Linked DNA regions of Homo sapiens: regions 1, 2 and 4 are each linked to region 3. Evidence: chromatin loops called from intact Hi-C (ENCODE). Cell type or tissue: heart right ventricle. All regions are shown on one strand. Region 1 overlaps C19orf38 (chromosome 19 open reading frame 38). Region 2 holds the start of MIR199A1 (microRNA 199a-1). Region 3 overlaps DNM2 (dynamin 2). Region 4 overlaps C19orf38 (chromosome 19 open reading frame 38).

Region 1 (5,000 bases), 95 kb before region 3:
ACCCCAGCACTTTGGGAGGCCGAGGCGGGCAGATCACTTGAGGTCAGGAGTCTGAGACCAGCCTGGCCAACTTGGTGAAACCTTGTCTCTACTAAAAATATACAAAAATTATACAAAAATTAGGCTGGGTGCAGTGGCTCATGCTTATAATCCCAACACTTTGGGAGGTTGAGGTGGGTGGATCACCTGAGGTCAGGAGTTCAAGACGAGCCAGGCCAACATGGTGAAACCCTGTATCTACTAAAAATACAAACATTAGCTAGGTGTGGTATCAGGCACCTACAGTCCCAGCTACTTGGGAGGCTGAGGTGGGAGAATCGCTTCAACCCCAGAAGTGGAGGCTGCAGATGGCACCACTGCACTCCAGCCTGGACGATAATTGCGAAACTCCGTCTCCAAAAAAAAAAACTTTAGCCAGCCGCGGTGGCATGTGCCTGTAATCCAAGCTACTCGGGAAGCTGAGACATGAGAATTGCTTGAACCTGGGTGCAGCAAGCCAAGATCGTACCACTGCACTCCAGACTAGGCAACAAAGTGAAACTGTATCTTAAAAAAAAGGCCGGGCCTGGTGGCTCACGCCTGTAATCCCAGCACTTTGGGAGGCTGAGGCAGGTGGATCATTTGAGGTCAGGAGTTCGAGACTAGCCTGACAAACATGGAGAAACTCCGCTTCTACTAAAAATACAAAAAAAAAAAAAAAAAAAATTAGCTGGGCATGCTGGCGCTCGCCTGTAATCCCAGCTACTCGGCAGGAGAATCGCTTGAACCTGGGAGGTTGAGGTTGCAGTGAGCCAAGATGGCACCACTGCACTCCAGCCTGGTGACAGAGCGAGAGTCCGTCTCAAAAAAAAAAAAAAATTAGCCAGGCATGGTGGCAGGCACCTATAATCCCAGCTACTTGGGAGGCTGAGGCAGGAGAATCACTTGAACCCAGGGGGGGAGGTTGCAGTGAGCCAAGATCATGACATCCCTTTACTCCAGCCTGGGCGAAAGAGCAAAACTCCATCTCAAAAAATTAATAAAATAAAATTTAAAAATAAAAAGGAAGAAAAATAAATAAATAAATATATATATAAAAATAAACTAGCTGGGCATGGTGGTGGAAGTCTGTGGTCCCAGCTACTCGGGAGGCTGAGGCTGGAGGATCTTTTGAGCCCAGGTGATCAAGGCTGCAGTGAGCTATGATGGTGCCCCTGCACTCCAGCGTGGGAGACAGAGCAAGACCCTGTCTCAAAAAAAAATTGGCGGGGGTGGTGGGTGAAGGTACAGATCCACTTCTGCGTGTATTTGCCACGTGCAGCTGCTAACAGTGGTTACCTGTATGTCTGCAGAAAGGAATACCAATGGATGAAGAGGCATGGCTTAGTAAGAAAACTTTATTGTATATTTTGACATGTGAATGCTTTTCATACGGAAATTTTTTGTTTGTTTGAGACAAAGTCTTGCTCTGTCACCCAGGCTGGAGTGCAGTGATGCAATCATAGCTCACTGCAGACTCAACCTCCCAGGCTCAAGCAATCTTCCCACCTCGGCCTCTTAAAGTGATGGGATTACAGGCATGAGCCACCACGCCTGGTCCTTAATTTAAGAAAAAAAAAGTAAAAAAACAAATAAAAGGCCGGGCATGGTGGCTCATGCCTGTAATCCCAGCACTTTGGGAGGCCAAGGCGGGCGGATCACCTGAGGTCGGTTGTTGGAGACCAGCCTGGCCAACATGATGAAAACCCGTCTCTACTAAAAATACAAAAATTAGCCGGGCGCGATGGCAGGCGCCTGTAATCCCAGCTACTCGGGAAGCTGAGGCAGGAGAATCGCTTGAATCCAGGAGGTGGAGGTTGCAGTGAGATCAAGCCACTGCACTCCAGCCTGGGTGACAGAGCAAGACTCCATCTCAAAAAACAAACAAAAATAAATAAAAACTACCTCAAAAAGTGGGGAGAGGGGGCATCACCAGGCTGGTGTTCTGTGCGGTGTGGATTCTCATGGAAACGTTTAGATTGAGCCCTGCCTGCCGGGTTTTTCTTATGGCCTCAGGATTTATTCTGGAAGCAGAGACCTCAGAGGGCTGCACAGGCCCGTGCCAAGCCCCCTTCCTTCCTACCATCTGTATCCCAGGCACTCCTAGTCTATCTCTAGAACTGACCTCTCTCCTGAACTGTAGACTCCCCTCTCCATCTGCTCCCAGGCGCCATGGGTTGAGGTGGCTGACTCCACACTCCTGACCCTCCAAGCCTCACCCTCCTTGGCCTCCCTCTTCTCCCTTGGCCCCCTCATCAAAAATCAGCTCTGTGTTTTCTCTCCCCTATATCTCCCCTAACCTGCATCTGATCACTTCTTCGAACTCCACTGCCAACATTTTGGACCAAACCACCCACCCTTTGGTGCACGCTTGGCCCAGCTCTTCAGTCTCCAGGCTCCTGCCTTCCACTGATCCCCGCTTTCCCCAAATCTGTCCTCCTGCAGAAGCCACCAGAGGGCGCCTGTGTGCACCTGAATCCGGTCCCCTCCCTCCTATACTAGGAACCCTTCCGGGATCCCAGCTCAATAGCAGTAAAATCAAAGTTCTTCATGGGGTCCCCTTCGACTCCTCACTCCACCCCAGCTTACTGGGCTGTGCCAAAAATGTGTCCTCAGCCTGGATCAATCATCCCCAATCTTCCCCACCTCCTGCTTGTCACCCATCTCAGACTTTCCTGATCTCCTGTCTAAAGCAGCTTCCGCAGCCAGCCAGCATGGTGGCTCACACCTGTAATCCCAGTGGATCACCTGAGGTCAGGAGTTTGAGACCAGCCTGGCCAGCATGGTGAAACCCCCGTCTCTACTAAAAATACAAAAATCAGCTGGGTGTGGTAGCATGTGCCTGTAATCCCAGCTGCCCGGGAGGCTGAGGCATGAGAATTGCTTGAACCCGGGAGTCGGAAGTTGTGTGAGCCGAGATCACACCACTGTGCTCCAGCCTGGGCGACAGAGCTAGACTCTGTCTTGAAAAAAAACAAATCCCTCCCTCTGCTTTTGGGGGATATTGTTCCCCATTGTCACACAGTGTCAGGGCTGGGATTTAAACCTGGGTCTATGGGACTCTCTGCACAGCTACATTTTGGGGTAGCCTTGGCATTTGTACTTTTTCATTTTTATCTGTTTGTTTGTTTTAGATGGAGTTTTGCTCTTGTGGCCCAGGCTGGAGTGCAATGCCTCAATCTTGGCTCACTGCTACCTCCACCTCCTGGGTCCAAGTGATTCTCCTGTCTCAGCCTCCCAAGTAGCTGAGATTACAAGCATGCACCACCACGCCCAGCTAATTTTTTGTATTTAGCAGAGATGAGGTTTCACCATATTGGTCAGGCTGGTCTCAAACTCCTGACCCACACCCGCCTCGGCCTTCCAAAGTGCTGGGATTACAGACGTGAGTCACCGCACCCAGCAACTTCATGCTTTTCTTTATACCCAGAGGGGACCGACCACAGCCTGTCACAGATTGTGACACAGATTGTCACAAGCCTCTATGAGAGGCCACCAGGTCACCCTGAATCCTCTGTCACCATTCTGAGGGGCTGTCATGACTGAGACCAAAGGCAGCACTGACCAGGCCAGGACATACCACCAAGGGGCCTGCCTGCCTGTGGCCACAAGACAGCCTGACGTCACCACCTTCAATTAACACACCCCCTGGGATTTTTTCACAGCCAACTCTCGGCTCACTACTGAGTCCCTGTTCAGTGATTCTGGGCTTTTCCTAGCCCCCCCGCAGCTTAGAGACAGCAGGTCAACTTAGCCTCGTGGTGCCCCTTGAGCCCGCCCCGTTCTCCCGGTAGGACGGTCAGCAGAAAACCGGTTCCAAGAAAAAGAACCACTCACCGCGGAGACGGTAAACAGGGAGTTATCGAAGGACATGTCTGAAACAGAAAGAGAAAGAAAACCCAGGATTGGGGGCCAGTTGTAACTTCCCTGCTCCCTGCCATCCCCGCACTGCCCCCCAGCCCACAGGGAAGCAATTGGGGTCCATCTCCCAGCATCCTCTATGGCGCCTTTCCAACCCATTCTGCACGGTGAACTGTTCACAGCTACAAAGTGAACCAAGTCCTTCTACACACAGTCTTCCTAGGGGTATCTCTCACTGCCCTCAGGAAAATGGGTGTCTTATCTCAGGCCTTCCAGAAGGAGCACCTGCCAGCTCCTCCTCCTCCCCAGGCTCTCCTCCAATTGCTCCATCACCCATTTTTTTTTTCTTGTTTTTGAGAAGGAGTCTCACTCTGTTGCCCAGGCTGGAGTGCAATGACAGGATCTCGGCTCAATGCAACTTCCGCCTCCTGGGTTCAAGTGATTGTCCTGCCTCAGCCTCCTAATAGCTGGGATTACAGGCATGCACCACTACACCTAGCTAATTTTCATATTCTTAGTAGAGATAGGGATTCACCATGTTGGCCAGGTTGGTCTTGAACTCCTTGCCCCAAGAGATCTGCCTGCCTCGGCCTCCCAAAATGCTGGGATTACAGGTGTGAGCCACCACACCCGGCCTCCATTACCCATTCTTGTAGGTCTCTGCTTAAACATCACTTCTAGCCAGGTGAGGTGGCTCACGGCTGTAATCCCAACGCTTTGGAAGGCCAAGGAGGGAGGATCACTTGAGCCCAGGAGTTCAAGACCAGCCTGGGCAACATAATTTTTTGTCTCTAGAAAAAAAAATTTAAAAAGTAGCTGAGTGTGGTGGTGTATGCCTGTGGTCCCAGCTACTCAGGAGGCTGAGAGGGGAGGATCACTTCAGCCTAGGAGGTCGAGGCTGCAGTGAGCTATGATTGCGCCACTGCGTTCCTGTCTGGGTGACAGAGCAAGACTCTGTCTCAAAAAAAAAAAAAAAAAAAAACAGGCTGGGCGCGGTGGCTCATGCCTGTAATCCCAGCACTTTAGGAGGCTGAGGCGGGCAGATCACGAGGTCAGGAGATCGAGACCATCCTGGCTAACATGGTGAAATCCCATCTCTACTAAAAAAATACAAAAAATTA
Region 2 (5,000 bases), 50 kb before region 3:
GAGGTGGAGGCTACAATGAGCTGAGATCATGCCACTGCACTCCAGCCTGGGTGGGTGACAGAGGAAGACTCCATCTCAAAAAAAAAAAAAAAAGAAAAAGAAAAAGAAAAAAGAACCAGGGTCTCAAAGCTGGGAGATAAATGGAATGGATGCTAAACAGTGCTTGCAGATGGTGGTCTACAGGCCAGGCCCCGTGCCACATGCCACGCACATTTTCCTGTCCCACATCCAGGTGTGGTTAAGACAGCCAAGCTGCCCACAAAGCCTTTAAGTGAGAGTTGGGTTTGTGGTCAGCAAGTGGCTGCCCCGAACGACCTCTGGATGAGGTTGTGTGGGGAGAGGCATGCCCTTGTAGCTCCTCCTCTCCTTCCTGCTGCTGCCTGGGACATCATCACAATGGCTGGAGTCTGGGCAGCCATTTTGGACAAAGAAGTAGAAGTCGGGGTTTTGGGCCAGGTGCAGTAGCTCACACCTGTAATCCCAGCACTTTGGGAGGCCGAGGTGGGTGGATCACCTGAGGTTGGGAGTTCGAGCCCAGCCTGACCAATATGGAGAAACCCCGTCTCTACTAAAAATAAAAAATTAGCCAGGCGTGGTGGTGCATGCCTGTAATTCCAGCTACTTGGGAGGCTGAGGCAGGAGAATCGCTTGAACCCAGGAGGCAGAGGTTGCGGTGAGCTGAGATCGCACCATTGCACTCTAGCCTGGGCAACAACAGCGGAACTCCGTTTAAAAAAAAAGTCAGGATTTCATGGCAGGCCTGTCCCACCGCAGAGCTCGGCTTCTGCATATCAGGTGGAATCCTGAGGAACATGCAGGGCCTGGACCCTGATGCCTGTGGAGCTGCTCCACTTTGCCCGGGATACTAAAGTCTGGACTTAATTTACACAAAAAACTATCAACCATCTTATCTTGTTTTTGCAGCTACTACTCTGGGTTTCCTGAACCTGCTCTTAAAAGATATATCAGATAATATTGTCACCCTCCCTGTACAGGAGGCACACGGCTCAGGGACCTGGGACAGCTGCCAGGTGTCATATGGCCAGGGGCAAGCCTAGAAGAGCTATGAAGGTTTTCACGGCCAGCTGGTGGACAAATGGGTCTCGAGCTTTAGGCCAGCCAGAGCAAAGCAGGAGGGAACCAGGAGACTCAGCTGGAGTTGGTGGGTGTAGCCAAGCAGTAGGCAAGGAGGTTCTGGGGCCAGCAGGGAGGACGTCAGTGCCTGCCTACAGGTCTCAGGGTACCACCGGGCCTTTACTGACAGCTAATCCCTGACTCAGGTGGGCCCTGCTTCCTGGATGAGCGTGATTGTGTGAGCATGGGAAGAGCCCTCCTGCCAGCTGGGTTTCTTCCTGAGAGCAGTGTCTCTGCTAAAGTCTCCAGCTACGCCTCATGGGACAGATGTACTGTGAGCTTCCTGGGGCCTCCCATTCTCCAGCTTCACTCTCCTGGGAGCTCATCTGGTTTCGTTCCTTGAAATACCATCCACGCAATGGTGACTGCCCAGTTCACATCCCAGACTGGAGCTCGTTCCTGGACATCACACTCCTCGATCTACCCAGGTGCCTCCCTGATGCACCCTCTCCCTTGGCATGGCCTAAATGGAGCTCTTGGCTGTCTCCAGGCCTACCTGCCGCTGCCTTCCCCACCTCGGCCAATGGCAGCAGCTGGGCAGTGCAGGAGCTCAGGCCCACGTACTCAGGGTCACAATTGGTGCCTTTCTCTCTCATATCCATGCCCACCAGGGCTCCGCCTGACTCTTCTACCCAGAATCTGCACCCTCCTTCCCTATGGGTTCTGGCCCCATCATCGCCCACTTGGACAAGGCAGCGGCCTTTGCCCTCGTCCCCCATCTCTCACCCTCTCATACTGTTTCCCTCTCAGCCACCAGAGGGCTCCTGCAAGCACCTGAGCCAGGTCCTGGTCACCCTGTGCTCAGAACTCTCCATGGCTCCCACTGACTCGGAGCCTGCCTTCATCCTCATCTCTGCCCAGAGAGGTCATCTCTGACCCAGCACGGGAAGCATCCCTGGCATTTGCTATTTCTCACGTGACTCCCCTTTCTAAAAGCTGGGTCCCAAGGGCAGGGACTGCTGACAGCCAGGTGCTCAGTGCTCAGTGAAGGTTGTGGAGTGTGAATGAGGCCATTGGTCTTCACCCCGAGCCATCCCCAGGCCCCTGGGCCCCTCACCTCTGCTCCGTGTTGAAGATGGCGAAGACGTGCTTGTTGGACATGAAGCCCTTCTCCACATCACGGATCTTGAGGTTGTCCAGAGGCAGCATGTACTTCTTCTCTTTCTCCTGAGGGTGGAGGGAAAAGAGTCACCCTGAGCGGTCCACGTGACAACTCAGGATGCCCCAGGCCAGAGCGTGTAGCATGCGCCACCACCAGCCCCGGGGGCTTCTCAATGCTGGTCGCTGCTGTATATGAGCCCATCTGCCGGCCCTTCCCCGTCCGTCACTCTGTCCCAGCCACGCTGCCCTCCATGATGCTCCCTGAGTATCCCACCTGGGTTCCTACCCCAGGGCCTTCGGACGACCGGGCTACTGCCTGATCCTGACACTTGCATGGCTCCCTCCTGCCCTAACTCTACCCGCACCCTCCCCACCTCCATCCTCCTTTTCCCTCACACAACACGTCACGTATCCTGCGCTTGTTGACCTAGGTGCCTGACTGCCTGTGCTTATTGACCTAGGTGGCTGACTGCCACTGGACTGACTCAAGTTTCTCCAGGGCAGGGACTCCTGTTGAGTTCACTGCTGACATGTGGCTGACGGCACGCACAACACAACTGCCCCTCGCCTTGCACGAAGTGAATGGAACTTTTATCTGGGCTCCATCTTTGAAACGAGCCTAGGAGTGAGTTACCTCTGTGATGCCATTTTACAGAGGGGAAGACTGAGGCAGAGAGGAGCAGGGCTGGGATTTCAACCTTGGCCGCTTTAGGACATCTTGGGGCTGGATAGGTCCTGGGCCAGGTGCTGCAGAAGCCTTACTCCCTTTCTTTATTATTATCATTATCATTATTTTAATAGAGATGGGGTCTCGCTATGTTGCCCAGGCTGGTCTTAAACTCCTGGGTTCAAGCGAGCCTCCCAGAGTGCTGGGATTACAGGTGTGCACCACCGCACCTGCCCTATCACTTGCTTTCTAAGGTTGGCCCTGTTCAGGAAGCACCAAGTGCCAGCCACGGCTGTCCAGACTGCTAGGGAGGCAGCTCAGAGGTGGGCCCCTCGGCCAGGGGCAAGGGGCTGGCGAGTCACGGAGCTGGGGGTGGCACCCTGGAGTCCCACACTCACCCAGTGATGTGTGTGCCCACCCGCCACAGCAGCAGCTCTTGGGGACCCATGCCATGCACTGCTTGGTCTCAGTTCACGGATCCCTCCTAGCTCAGAGAGGGAAGCTGGCTGCCGAAGGCCACACGGCAGGCAGCGCAAGCCACAGCAGGACTTCAGAGGCCAGGTCTCTGTGACCCAAAGCCCAGTCCTCCCCACAGTGCCCCTGGCCCTTCTTCTCCCTGGGCCGTCTCTGGAAACTCCTCTCATGTCCCCTCACTGCGCTGCCCCAGCACAAAGCCTAACCTGGCTGCCGCCTCCAAGTTCAGGAGCAGCCACAGTGACTGTGGAGAAGGCAGCGGGGGCTCCCTGGCAAGTGGGGGCCAGCTGGGACTGTCAGGACTTTGCAAGGGGAGCCAGGATGAAGCAGTGGGCTTGGCACATGGGCTCAGCCTCAGGGCGTTAGGAGCTCAGCATGGTTGAGGTGATGCCAGCCCTGCCCTTTCCTGGCCGTGTGCCCTCGGGCAAGCCACTTCCCCGCCACCTCCCATTTCATCTCAGTTTCCTCATCTATCCAAGGAGGATGGAGGAGCTTGGTGCCCACTGCAGAGCTGGTGCCCATGAGCACCCGGGATTTTCTTTGGTTGCTCTTGTGAGCGGCTCCAGGATTAGCCTGCCAGGCTCTAGGCAAAGAAGTAGGGCAGAGCATAGGAAGAGGGGCCCGGTGGCCATGGAGGGAGCAGAGCATAGGAGAGGGGCCCGGTGGCCATGGAGGGAGCAGAGCATAGGAGAGGGGCCCGGTGGCCATGGAGGGAGGGATGCCGCTGCGGACCCAAGGGAGGGAAGGTGATGAAGAAAGCCTGCACCCGTCATCCCAGGCAAGGCTGGGTAACACAGGGCCTGGGTCCCTCCCACCTTTCGGGGAAGAGTTTTGGGGGCTTTAGAAGGGGCTAGGGGAGGGGGCTCTGCAGAAGCCCTGCCCCCGGCTCGGACGTTTGCCCAAGGGCCTTTGCTGCCCTGACCCTATCATATCACGCGGCCGGAAGCTTCCAGCCAGCAGGGCCAAGTAACTGAGTCACAGGCCATTCCAGCTAATGCCACATCTGGAACTGTTTACAGTGCGATTCCGCCGAGAAATCAGTGGCCGCCTTCCTGGTGCTGCCGGCACGCACGCGTGCGCGCGCGCGCACACACACACACACACGTGTGTGTGCGCCCCTCCTCCCCACCCCCGACCCCCAAAGAGTCAGACATTCCTCCTGAGCCCAGAAGCCACGATCCCAAACCCTGCCTCCTGCTCCGCCTCCCCCACTCTTTAGGATTTCCTGAAAACCCAGAACTTTCTCCAGATGCGAGCCGGCCCCAGCCTTGCCACGTCAGAAGGGACAGAGCGGATCGTCTCGGGAAGAGTGGTGGTTTCCTTGGCTGCTCAGAGGTGCTGAGGCACGGCCTGGCCTGGTGGCCCCAGCGTCTGCCTGGGGGGTTCTGCAGGATGGATAGCCGGCCCCGCCAACCCAGTGTTCAGACTACCTGTTCAGGAGGCTCTCAATGTGTACAGTAGTCTGCACATTGGTTAGGCTGGGCTTGGGTGAGCGGCTCGTCGAGACAGGCCCCCCAAACTCGCCGGCAGGTGAGTGTCATTTTCCACCACCCCGTTTCCCACTGTGGCAGAGCCTCGCATAGAAGATTCGAGGGCCTGGGTGGGAGAAGAGGCACTGGGGAAA
Region 3 (5,000 bases):
TATAGACTGAATAGACTGAGCCTCTTTCCAGATCCTGAAGATTACGTTCCCATGTGGCACTTTGCAAACTGTTAATATACGTCATGACATATTATGAATCCCCCTCCCCCAAAAATAAACAGGTAGACATAACCAATGACCAAAGTTTCTGGGATTACAGGCATATGCCTCCACGCCCAGCCATTTATTTGTTGATTGACTGATGAACAGAAGAGGAAGCACCAGGATACATCACCCAGAGAGGGTGAGTCCATTTGATTAAGGTGATGCTGCAGAGCCTCCCTTGCTGTGGGTCCCAGTCAAGGGAGTTCGATGCCCAAGTCCTTGTGGATTCATGGTCCACCAGCACATTCCAGCTCCACAAAATCCCCAGGGGTATTTCTCATGGCACTCACTTGTCCTTCTTCCCCAAGGAGCCCACAAGGTAGAGGGAAGGGGCACCCCTGCCGCCTCCTCAGAGCTGGTCTTGAGTCTTTCTTTCTCCCCCTGACTATTCAAGAGGGCCCCCTACCTAGAGACAAATCCCCCAGGAGAAATGTTTTCTGGGTATAACCCTGAGTGTATATAAGACCCGGGGGTATCTGAAAGTCACAGCAAGACTGGGATGAAGGGGAACAAAATAAGTAATTGACAAGCAGTGTGGGTCCCACCAGGAAACAAGAGAAATCCAGTCCCGAATCACAGATTGAGGACAAAGCAAATATAAGGCATGTTCATCACGGAAGGTGGCTGCCGAGTACACAGGTGTCCACTGTACAAAGCCTTGACGTTTCCAGATGTTCGAATTTTCAGAGTAAAATGTTGGGGAGGGGATATCCCCAAAGCTCAGAGATCACAGCTACTGTAGTGATGCTAAAAATAAGGGGGAAATGGCTGGGCACAGTGGCTCACGCCTATTATCCAGCACTGTGGGACGCCGAGGAGGGTGGATCACTTGAGCCCAGGAGTTCAAGACCGGCCTGGGTGACACAGTGAGACCCCGTCTCTACAGAAATTTAAAAAATTAGCCAGGCATGTTGGCGCACACCTGTAGTTCCAGCTACTTGGGAGGCTGATATGGTCTGGCTCTGTGTCCCCACCCAAATCTCATCTTGTAGCTCCCATAATTCCCTTGTGTTGTAGCAGGGACCCAGTGGGAGATCAATGAATCATGGGGGTGGGTCTTTCCCGTGCTATTCTCGTGATAGAGAATAAGTCTCACGAGATCTGATGGTTTTAAAAACAGGAGTTTCCCTGCAGAAGCTCTCTCACTCTCTTTGCCAGCTGCCATCCGTATAAGATGTGACTTGCTCCTCCTTGCCTTCTGCCATGATTGTGGGGCTTCCCCAGCCCAGCTGTGTGGAACTGTAACTCCATTAAACCTCTTTCTTTTGTAAATTGCCCGGTCTCAAATACGTCTTTATCAGCAGCATGAAAATGGATTAATATCGGCTGAAGTGGGAGGATCATTTGAGCCAGGAGCTGGAGGTTGCAGTGAGCTATGATCTATGATCACACCACTGCATTCCAGCCTGGCGACAGAGCAAGACACTGTCTCAAAAAGAAAAACAAAGAAAGAAAGGGGTAATAAGTCACACTGGCAAAGAGGTCAGAGACCTGACCCACCCCGGAGATGCGAAGATGCGCACTGCCCTGTCGTTTTTAAGAGTAAAAAAATGAAAATGGCCTCAACGTCCACCAGGAGGAGACCTGGCGACGTGAATAACACAGCCATGCCATAAACTGCCTCAAGCAAAGGCAAAAAGGGAGATGAACACCCAGCCAGGTCTAGAATCTTCAAGGCAGAAAGAAGAGTGTGAGGAGTTTCACCGTCCCATCATGGCAACCGAAGAAACTACGGCACTCTGGCCAGGCCCTGCGTGTGGTCCCGTTGCGCCTCACAAGTCCCTTGACAGGTAGGCATCTCTAAGATCCCCATTTCAAAGATGACAAAACTGAGGCCCAGAGGGGTTAAGGGCCTTGGGCCAAGTTCCGTGATGGAGCTGGGACTTGGAACTCAGAAATTCTGGCTTCAGGTAATGGCTCCTAAGCCAGATAGCCTTTGTGAGGCCACTGGAAGGAACTTCGCCTCTTTGAAATTCTCTGCAGGGTCAGGGGGAGACTCAGTGGGCTCCGATGACTGAGGACCGTGTCCAGCACAGGCACTGGCCACCCAGATCAGGGCAATGAGGACATCTGCTGGAGGATTCAGGATCCCCACCCCCACCCCCAGCCCTGCTATCAGCTGACCCAGTTCCCAAGGACAGTTACACTCCAGCCTTCTGCAGGGACAAGGGGAAACACTCGGCCGCTCTTCCTGTAGCAGCCACTAAAAATGGAACAGCTCCCAACCCCCCACAGCAAATCTCAGTTCTCTTCTGGCTCCAGGACCCCAGCTTAGCCCCAAAAGAGACCATCTCCCTTCAAAGAGTGCAGGGGGACATGGCGTGGAAGATGGGCTGGTGGCAAGGACACAGGCCCTCTCCCTAGCAGGCCTCTGTCCCACCAAGTGTGGTGTCTACAAAGCCCAGCCCTACCTCCTCCTACTCCCAGGTCTGCCTGGCTACCACCTCTCCCAGGAAGACTTCCCTGAGTGGGGCATCTTGGCCTCTTCCTCATCAGAGCCAGCTCACTTTGGATTGTATTGATGGGGCCAGGACCTGCGGCTCCAGCACCCCAGAGCCCAGCATGTACTGGCAGCACGCTGTGTGCAGTAATGAGCTCAGTCTGTAGTCAGAGGGCCTGCCCAGGTCTCAGTCTACTGATCTGTAAAATGCGCATCATAACAGGCTGTATGAGGACTCAGAGTCAATACCTGCACAGGAAGAGCATAGCCAGCACAGCTACGGTCTGAGCAGCTGGTGGGCAGAAGTCCCCAAGGAATGATGTGGCAAAGACAGCACCAGGGGCAGTGGGCGCCATCGTTCCCCCAGCACACACAGGCAGGAGCCCAGAGAGGGCAAGCTACTCTCTCAAGTCACACAGCATCCCCACCTCCTGCAGATCTCTCTCCCCACAGCAGCTGCTCCACCCAGCCCCCTCCTCCCCTGCCTTCGTTTCCCCATAACACTTACTACCATCTGACAAAGGGTGAGAAGAAATCTAATATAGAGAGCTTTACCTTGAATGTCCATGCCACCAGGGAAGGGACGCCCATCTGCCTTGGTCATTGCTGTGTCCCCAAGGGCACACTCACGCATGTTAGGTGAGAAATGGAGGTTCTGCCTGCCCGGCTGCCACAGGCTTCCCCAGCAAGCTGAATCTAGGTGTCTGAGCTGCAAAAGGTTCCCCCGGAACCTCAGGCCATTCCCCAACGCAAGGACCAGGAAACGGGCCCAGGAAGGACCACCTGCCCCACCCAAGTCCGCCCAGTCAGGGGCAGACACGAGATGGGGCTGGAACCAGGCAGCCAGACTCACATGCCAGACTTTGGAGCACGGCACCTTCCCCGGTTGTCACATGCAGGCTGGGAACCAACAGGGGATCAGAGAAGACAGGGGCTGTTTTTTTTTGTTGTTGTTGTTTTTTTTGAGACGAAGTCTCGCTCTGTCACCCAGGCTGGAGTGTAGTAGTGCAATCTCGGCTCACTGCAAACTCTGCCTCCTGGGTTCATGCCATTCTCCTACCTTAGCCTCCTAAGTAGCTGGGACGACAGGCGCCCGCCACCACGCCCAGCTAATTTTTTTGTATTTTTAGTGGAGACATGGTTTCACCGTGTTAGCCAGGATGATCGCGATCTCCTGACCTCGTGATCTACCCGCCTCGGCCTCCCAAAGTGCTGGGATTACAGGTGTGAGCCACCGCGCCCGGCCAGCAGGGGCTGTTCTTTGTGATCTCTCCTCCAAGATCCTTCTGCTGTCGGCCAACCCCTCCATGTGGGCGAAGGATATGGACAGCAGGTGCCAGAAAACCGTTTCTTCCCTAGTGGGTCAGTGAGCAACAGAACCACACCAGAGAAAAAGGCCCAGGCACCGACCAGGTCTGCCGCAGCTGCCTGCCTTTCTTCACAGGGCTCCCTGGCATGGTGAAAGTAAATGCTGAATGCCAGGTCAACAGAGGTTTTTTGTTTGTTTGTTTTGAGACTGAGTCTTGCTCTGTCACCCAGGCTGGAGTGCAGTAGTGAAATCTCGGCTCACTGCAACCTCTGCCTCCCCGGTTCAAGCTATTCTCATACTTCGGCCTCCCAAGTAACTGGGATTATAGGCGCATGCCACCACGCCTGGCTAATTTGTATATTTTTAGTAAAGATGAGGTTTCACCATGTTAGCCAGGCTGGTCTCGAACTCCAGACCTCAGGTGATCCGCCCACCTCGGCCTCCCAAAGTGCTGGGATTACAGGCATGAGCCATCATGCCCAGCCCAATAGAGGTTTAAAAGCTTCCACCAGGCCGAGAGCAGTGGCCCATGCCTGTAACTCCAGCACTTTGGGAGGCTGAAGTGGGAGAATCATTGGAGGCCAGCCTGGGCAACATAGCAAGATCCTACATGTACAAAAAAATTAAAAATTAGCTGGGCGTGGTGGCGCAAGCCTGTAGTTCCAGCTACACGGGTGGCTGAGGTGGGAGGACTGCTTGAGCCTGGGAGGTTGAAGCTGCAGTGAGCTGTGATCACGCCACTGCACTCCAGCCTGGATGACAAGGGGAGGCCAGAGACCCTGTCTCAAAACAATGACAAAAAGAGAAATAGAGTGGAGGGCCTAGCCTGGGCCTCTGGAACGCTGCATGCGCTCAAGTGCTGGAGATGAGATGATTTTTTTTTTTTTTTTAACAATCCACTGGCCCAAAGAATCAGCCAGAGGCCTTAACACTGAGTTCCCTGTCAACTTGTCCACAGCAGCAGCAGCCGAGGCCCAGCCAACAAGCCACTGAGCCACCCCTGGCTCTGCCTGTCCCGGTCCCTGCCATCAAGCTGCACCCCACAGCCACCCTCTGCAGACAGGCATTTCCAGATACCAAAGCCAGTTCCTGTAATTCCTCGGCAAACTGCAAAGCATTTTGATAGCTCCACACACACCCCCACTG
Region 4 (5,000 bases), 89 kb before region 3:
TTTGAGATGGAGTCTGGCTCTGTTGCCCAGGCTAGAGTGCAGTGGCGCAATCTCAGCTGACTGCAACCTCCGCCTCCCAGGTTCACATGATTCTCCTTGCCTCAGCCTCCCAAGTAGCTGGGATTACAGGTGTCCGCCACCACACCCTGCTAATTTTTTTGTATTTTTAGTAGAGACGGGGTTTCACTATGTTGGCCAGGCTGATCTCGAATTCCTGACCTCGTGATCTGCCTGCCTCAGCCTCCTAAAGTGCTGGGATGACAGTTGTGAGTCACCGCGCCTGGCCGCCTAATTGTATTTCTACCGAGGGGTAAGAAGAATGGTCGGACCTGGGGTCCTGTAAGTAGCAGGCACAGACCCTGTCTAGGGAGTCAGGGAAGGCTTCCCAGAGGAGGTGACCTTTAGGTTAAGTCAAAGGAGAGAAGGTGAGAACCCAGGGGAAGAGGTGGCGAGGGTGTGTTTTGACCCTAAAGGGAACAAGCAGTCACAGAAGAAATTTGATTGGTGTGTGATGAGGCCTGATGGCATTTGGAGGTGTAATCCTTTCCCCACTGGAGTCAGGAGTGTGGAGGCACAGACCTGTGCTGTCGAAGTTAATCTGGGCCCAGCAGGATTCTCGATCTCTGCAAAGGAATTCAGGAGAAAGTGACAGGGATCAGGGTTGCCCCTTGAGTCAGGAGGCTTGATCGGGAAAGCCCTGGCCCCAAACCACACCCAAAATGTAGCCTTTGCTCCCCACCCACTGACCCATGGGTCTTCCCCACAGAAGAGCAGTAACATCCTGATTTCTGGAGCTGTCACACTGTGGGACAGCCCCTTGGCCGGGGGAAGAAAAAAACATGGAAATTCTCTTGGGCCAGGCGCAGTGGCTCACGCCTGTAATCCCAGCACTTTGGGAGGCTGAGGCAGGTGGATCACTTGAGGTCAGGAGTTCAAGACCAGACTGGACAACACAGTGAAACCCCGTCTCTACTAAAAAATACAAAAATTAGCCAGGTGTGGTGGCATGTGCCTGTAGTCCCAGCTACTCAGGAGTCTGAGGCAGGAGAATCGCTTGAACCCAGGAGGCGGAGGTTGCAGTGAGCCGAGATTGCGCCACTGTACTCCAGCCTGGGCGACAGAGTGAGACTCCGTCTAAAAAAAAAAAAAAAAATATATATATATATATATATATATATATATATATATACACACACACACACACACATACATACACACACACACATACATACACACACACACATATACACACACACATACACACACACACACACACACACACACACACACACATATATAAAAGCCAGGCACGGTGGCTGATGCCTGTAATCCCAGCACTTTGGGAGGCACAGGCGGGCGGATCACCTGAGGTTGGGAGTTCAAGACCACCCGGACCAACATGGAGAAATCCCGTCTCTACTAAAAATACAAAATTAGCCGGGTGTGGTGGCACATGCCTGTAATCCCAGCTGCTCAGGAGGCTGAGGCAGGAGAACTGCTTGAACGCAGGAGGCAGAGGTTGCGGTGAGCCAGAGATCAGGCCATTGCACTCCAGCCTGGGCAACAAGAGTGAAACTCCATCTCAAAAAAAAAAAAAAAAACATATATATATTCTCCTGGTTAGGAGGCCCACAGCCAGGTGAAGCTGGGATTCAATCCCCAGAGCAGGTTTTCATCTCCAGGCAGCAGGATGTCTCCCCACTCTCGGAGGAGAGAAACTGAGGCCAGGGCCAGTTAGGACATCCTGGTGCCCAGGAACCTGGGCCATCACCTACAGTGCAATTGGGCACTGCACAACCCCAGGGGCATTCTTTAGAAACTGACTGTGGGTGTCTAGAGTGATTGTGACCGTTTTCTGGCAGCTGGAGGTAAAGGGGTGTGGGGAAGGGCCTCTCCCTGGGCAAACTGCTCACTCTGTGACTGAGTGCTGAGCCTCAGTCCTCTCTTCTGTAAAATAGGGCTATTCATGGTGCCTGTTTCCAGGGCTGCCATAAGGATAAGGAGCTCCAGCTTCAGAGAGTCCCAGCTCAGTCCTCCAGCACACAGGAGGCACTTAATAAATGGCTCCTGTTCCTATTACGCAGCATGCCCACCAGGAGGCGCTGTTTGTGGGGGGCATGGAGTGCCCACCCTGCCAGGGAAGTGTCCTTCTTTCCCCAAACCACCCTCTGTGGGTCTCCAGGGATGATCTCACCTTTTCTTCTGTAAATTTCTGAGTTTAACTGGAACAAAAAAGAAATGAGCATGTGTTAGATTTTGGTCCTAATTGTATCCGGCAATTTCTGTTTTTTTTTTTTTTTTTTTTTTTTTTAGACAGAGTCTCATTCTTTCACCCAGGCTGGAGTGCAGTGGCTCAATCTTGGCTCACTGCAACCTCTGCCTCCTGGATTTAAGCAATTCTCCTGCCTCAGCCTCTCGAGTAGCTGGGATTACAAGTGTGCATCACCAGGCCAGGCTATTTTTGTATTTTAGTAGAGAAGAGGGTTCGTCATGTTGGCCAGACTGGTCTCGAACTCCTGACCTCAAGTGATCCACTTGCCTCGGCCTTTCAAAGTGCTGGGATTACAGGCAAGCCACCCCACCCAGCCTGGAAGGCCTCAGATTTTTCTTTCTTTCTTTCTTTCTTTCTTTCTTTCTTTCTTTTTTTGTTGTTTTTTGAGACAGAGTCTCGTTCTGTCGCCCAGGCTGGAGTGCAGTGGTATGATCTTGACTCACTGCAACCTCTGCCTCCCAGGTTCAAGCGATTCTTCTGCCTCACCCTCCCATGTAGCTGGGACTACAGGTGCACACCACCACGCCCGGCTAATTTTTGTGTTTTCATTAGAGATGGGGTTTCACCATATTGCCCAGGCTGGTCTCAAACTCCTGACCTCGCGATCTGCCCACCTCGGCCTCCCAAAGTGCTGGGCCATCCTGGACAACATGGTGAAACCCTGTCTCCACTAAAAATACAAAAGTTAGCTGGGTGTGGTGGCACGCACCTGTAGTCCCAGCTACTCGGGAGGCTGAGGCAGGAGAATCACTTTAACCTGGGAGGCGGAGGTTGCACTGAGTCGAGATTGTGCCACTGCACTCCAGGCTGGCAACAGAGCAAGTGAGTCGAGATCGCCTCACTGCACTCCAGCCTGGGTGACAGGGCAAGACTCCATCTTAAAAAAAAAAAAAAAAAAATATATATATATATATATATATATATATGTATGTGTGTGTGTGTGTATGTATATATATACACACATATATATATACATACACACACATATATACCCACACACATACACACACACACAAACACACATAATTTGGCTGGGCATGGTGGCACATGCCTGTAATTCCAGCATTTTGGGAGGCTGAGGCAGGAAGATCACTTGAACCCAGGAGTTCAAGACCAGCCTGGGCAATATAGCAAGACCCTATCTCAACAAAAAATATTTTTTAAAAATTAGCCAGGTGTGGTAGTGTGTGCCTGTGGTCCCAGGACTTTTGGGAGGCTGAGGTGGGAGGATTGCTTGAGCCCAGGAGTTACCCAGCCTGGGCAACACAGCAAGACCCTGTCCTAAAAAAAATAAATAAATAATTAGCTGCATGTGGTGGCACGCACCTGTGGTCCCAGCTACTTGGGAGGCTGAGGCAGGAGAACTGCTTGAGCCCAGGAGGTCAAGGATGCAGCGAGCTATGATCCTGCCATTGCACTCCAGCCTGGGTGACAGACTGAGTCTCCAAATAAAAAATTTTTAGGCCGGGGACTGTGGCTCATGCCTATAATCCCAGCACTTTGGGAGGCCGAGGTGGGCGGATCACCTGAGGTCAGGAGTTCCAGACCAGCTTGGGCAACATGGCAAAACCACATCTCTTCTAAAAATACAAATATTGGCGAGGCATGGTGGTGCACGCCTGTAATCCCAGCTACTTGAGAGGCTGAGGCAGGAGAATTGCTTGAACCTCGAAGGCGGAGGTTGCAGTGGGCCGAGATCGTGCCACTGCACTCCAGCCTGGGCGACAGAGCGAGCCTCTGTCTGAAAAGAAAAATAATAAATAAATAAATAAATACTTTTAAAAGGGGTGTGATGAACAAATTACTGAACCTGAAAACAAAATGGTGTGAGTTGTGAGTGTAAGCACATCTTCACGTTCCAGAAGTTGTCAACTGGCAACTTGTGTGCCAGGCTTTGCGTGCTGTTACCTTTTCTGACCACCAGGGCAACAGCCACCAGCCCAGCAAGGAGGAAGAGGGCACCAGCCAGGCTCAGGGAGAGCACCAAGATCCAAGTGGGCACTGGAGGAAAATCAGAAAAGAGAGTGGGCAGGTCAGTGTCGTCTCTCCAGGTTACCTTTGAGTAGCCAGCCCTTACCCCATAACCCCCAACCAAAGAACATGAATGCAGCTGGACCCAAGAGACTTAGCAAACTTTGTGTCTGGCCAATTAGCCTATCCCCCGCTCCTGGCTATTGTGATTGGTTCAGGATGAGCATGTAACCCAAGTGGAGCCAATGAGAGCTAACTCTGGGACTTTGGTGGTACCACTGGGAAAAGAGGTTTACTCCTCTGGCTAGCATTGCATAGGATAGATATCTTAGGCCAGGTGCGGTGATTCATGCCTGTAATCCCAACACTTTGGGAGGCTGAGGCAGGTGGATTACTTGAGGCCAGGGGCTCAAGACCAGCCTAGCCAACACAGGGAAATTCTGTCTATATTAAAAATATAAATAATTGGCCAGGCGCAGTGGCTCACGCCTGTAATCCCCACACTTTGGGAGGCCAAGGCAGGTGGATCACTAGGTCAGTAGATCGAGACCATCCTGGCTAACACTGTGAAACCCCGTCTCTACTAAAAATACAAAAAATTAGCCAGGCGTGCTGGCACGTGCCTGTAGTCCCACTTACTCAGGAGGCTGAGGCAGGAGAATCACTTGAACCCGGGAGGCGGAGGTTGCAGTGAGCTGAGATGGCGCCACTGAACTCCAGCCTGGGTGACAGAGCAAGACTCTGTCTCAAAAAGAAA

What was found. Hi-C counts contacts between places; a loop is a spot of excess contacts. Peaks named below come from ENCODE experiments on the same cell type or tissue, not always from the same donor. Only the 100,000 strongest peaks of a DNase experiment are listed, where the experiment ranks them.
Region 1: it touches region 3 in a loop (5-fold over the local background); 41 of 110 quality-filtered maps call a loop at or near these places.
Region 2: it touches region 3 in a loop (2.0-fold over the local background); 5 of 110 quality-filtered maps call a loop at or near these places.
Region 4: a loop joins it to region 3, with 2.1 times the contacts of the local background. A loop is called at or near these places in 41 of 110 quality-filtered maps.

The regions. Positions count from the first base shown.
Region 1 is chr19:10,862,063-10,867,062 of GRCh38, reverse strand. C19orf38 (chromosome 19 open reading frame 38) reads right to left here. Exons shown (of 7, transcript NM_001136482.3): 6 at 3,856-3,893. Among named protein-coding and RNA genes, the nearest start is that of CARM1, 7.0 kb to the left of the region's middle. RefSeq lists enhancers at 2,366-2,485, 3,362-4,210. In heart right ventricle, a CTCF peak has its summit at 2,468 (motif pointing right); a DNase peak (open chromatin) is centred at 2,482; H3K27ac peaks cover 703 bases.
Region 2 is chr19:10,817,281-10,822,280 of GRCh38, reverse strand. DNM2 (dynamin 2) reads right to left here. Exons shown (of 21, transcript NM_001005361.3): 16 at 2,192-2,301. It overlaps MIR199A1 (microRNA 199a-1), which reads left to right and starts at 4,785; the gene lies at 4,785-4,855. In heart right ventricle, a CTCF peak has its summit at 1,881 (motif pointing right); no DNase peak of the experiment used is centred here; H3K4me3 peaks cover 619 bases; H3K27ac peaks cover 381 bases.
Region 3 is chr19:10,766,963-10,771,962 of GRCh38, reverse strand. The region is part of intron 2 of DNM2 (dynamin 2); the gene reads right to left. Among named protein-coding and RNA genes, the nearest start is that of MIR4748, 11 kb to the left of the region's middle. In heart right ventricle, a CTCF peak has its summit at 2,174; DNase peaks (open chromatin) are centred at 2,202 and 4,870; H3K4me3 peaks cover 1,360 bases; H3K27ac peaks cover 4,624 bases.
Region 4 is chr19:10,855,538-10,860,537 of GRCh38, reverse strand. C19orf38 (chromosome 19 open reading frame 38) reads right to left here. Exons shown (of 7, transcript NM_001136482.3): 3 at 4,181-4,273; 4 at 2,195-2,222; 5 at 580-623. Among named protein-coding and RNA genes, the nearest start is that of C19orf38, 9.6 kb to the right of the region's middle. In heart right ventricle, CTCF peaks have their summits at 2,104 (motif pointing right) and 4,189; no DNase peak of the experiment used is centred here.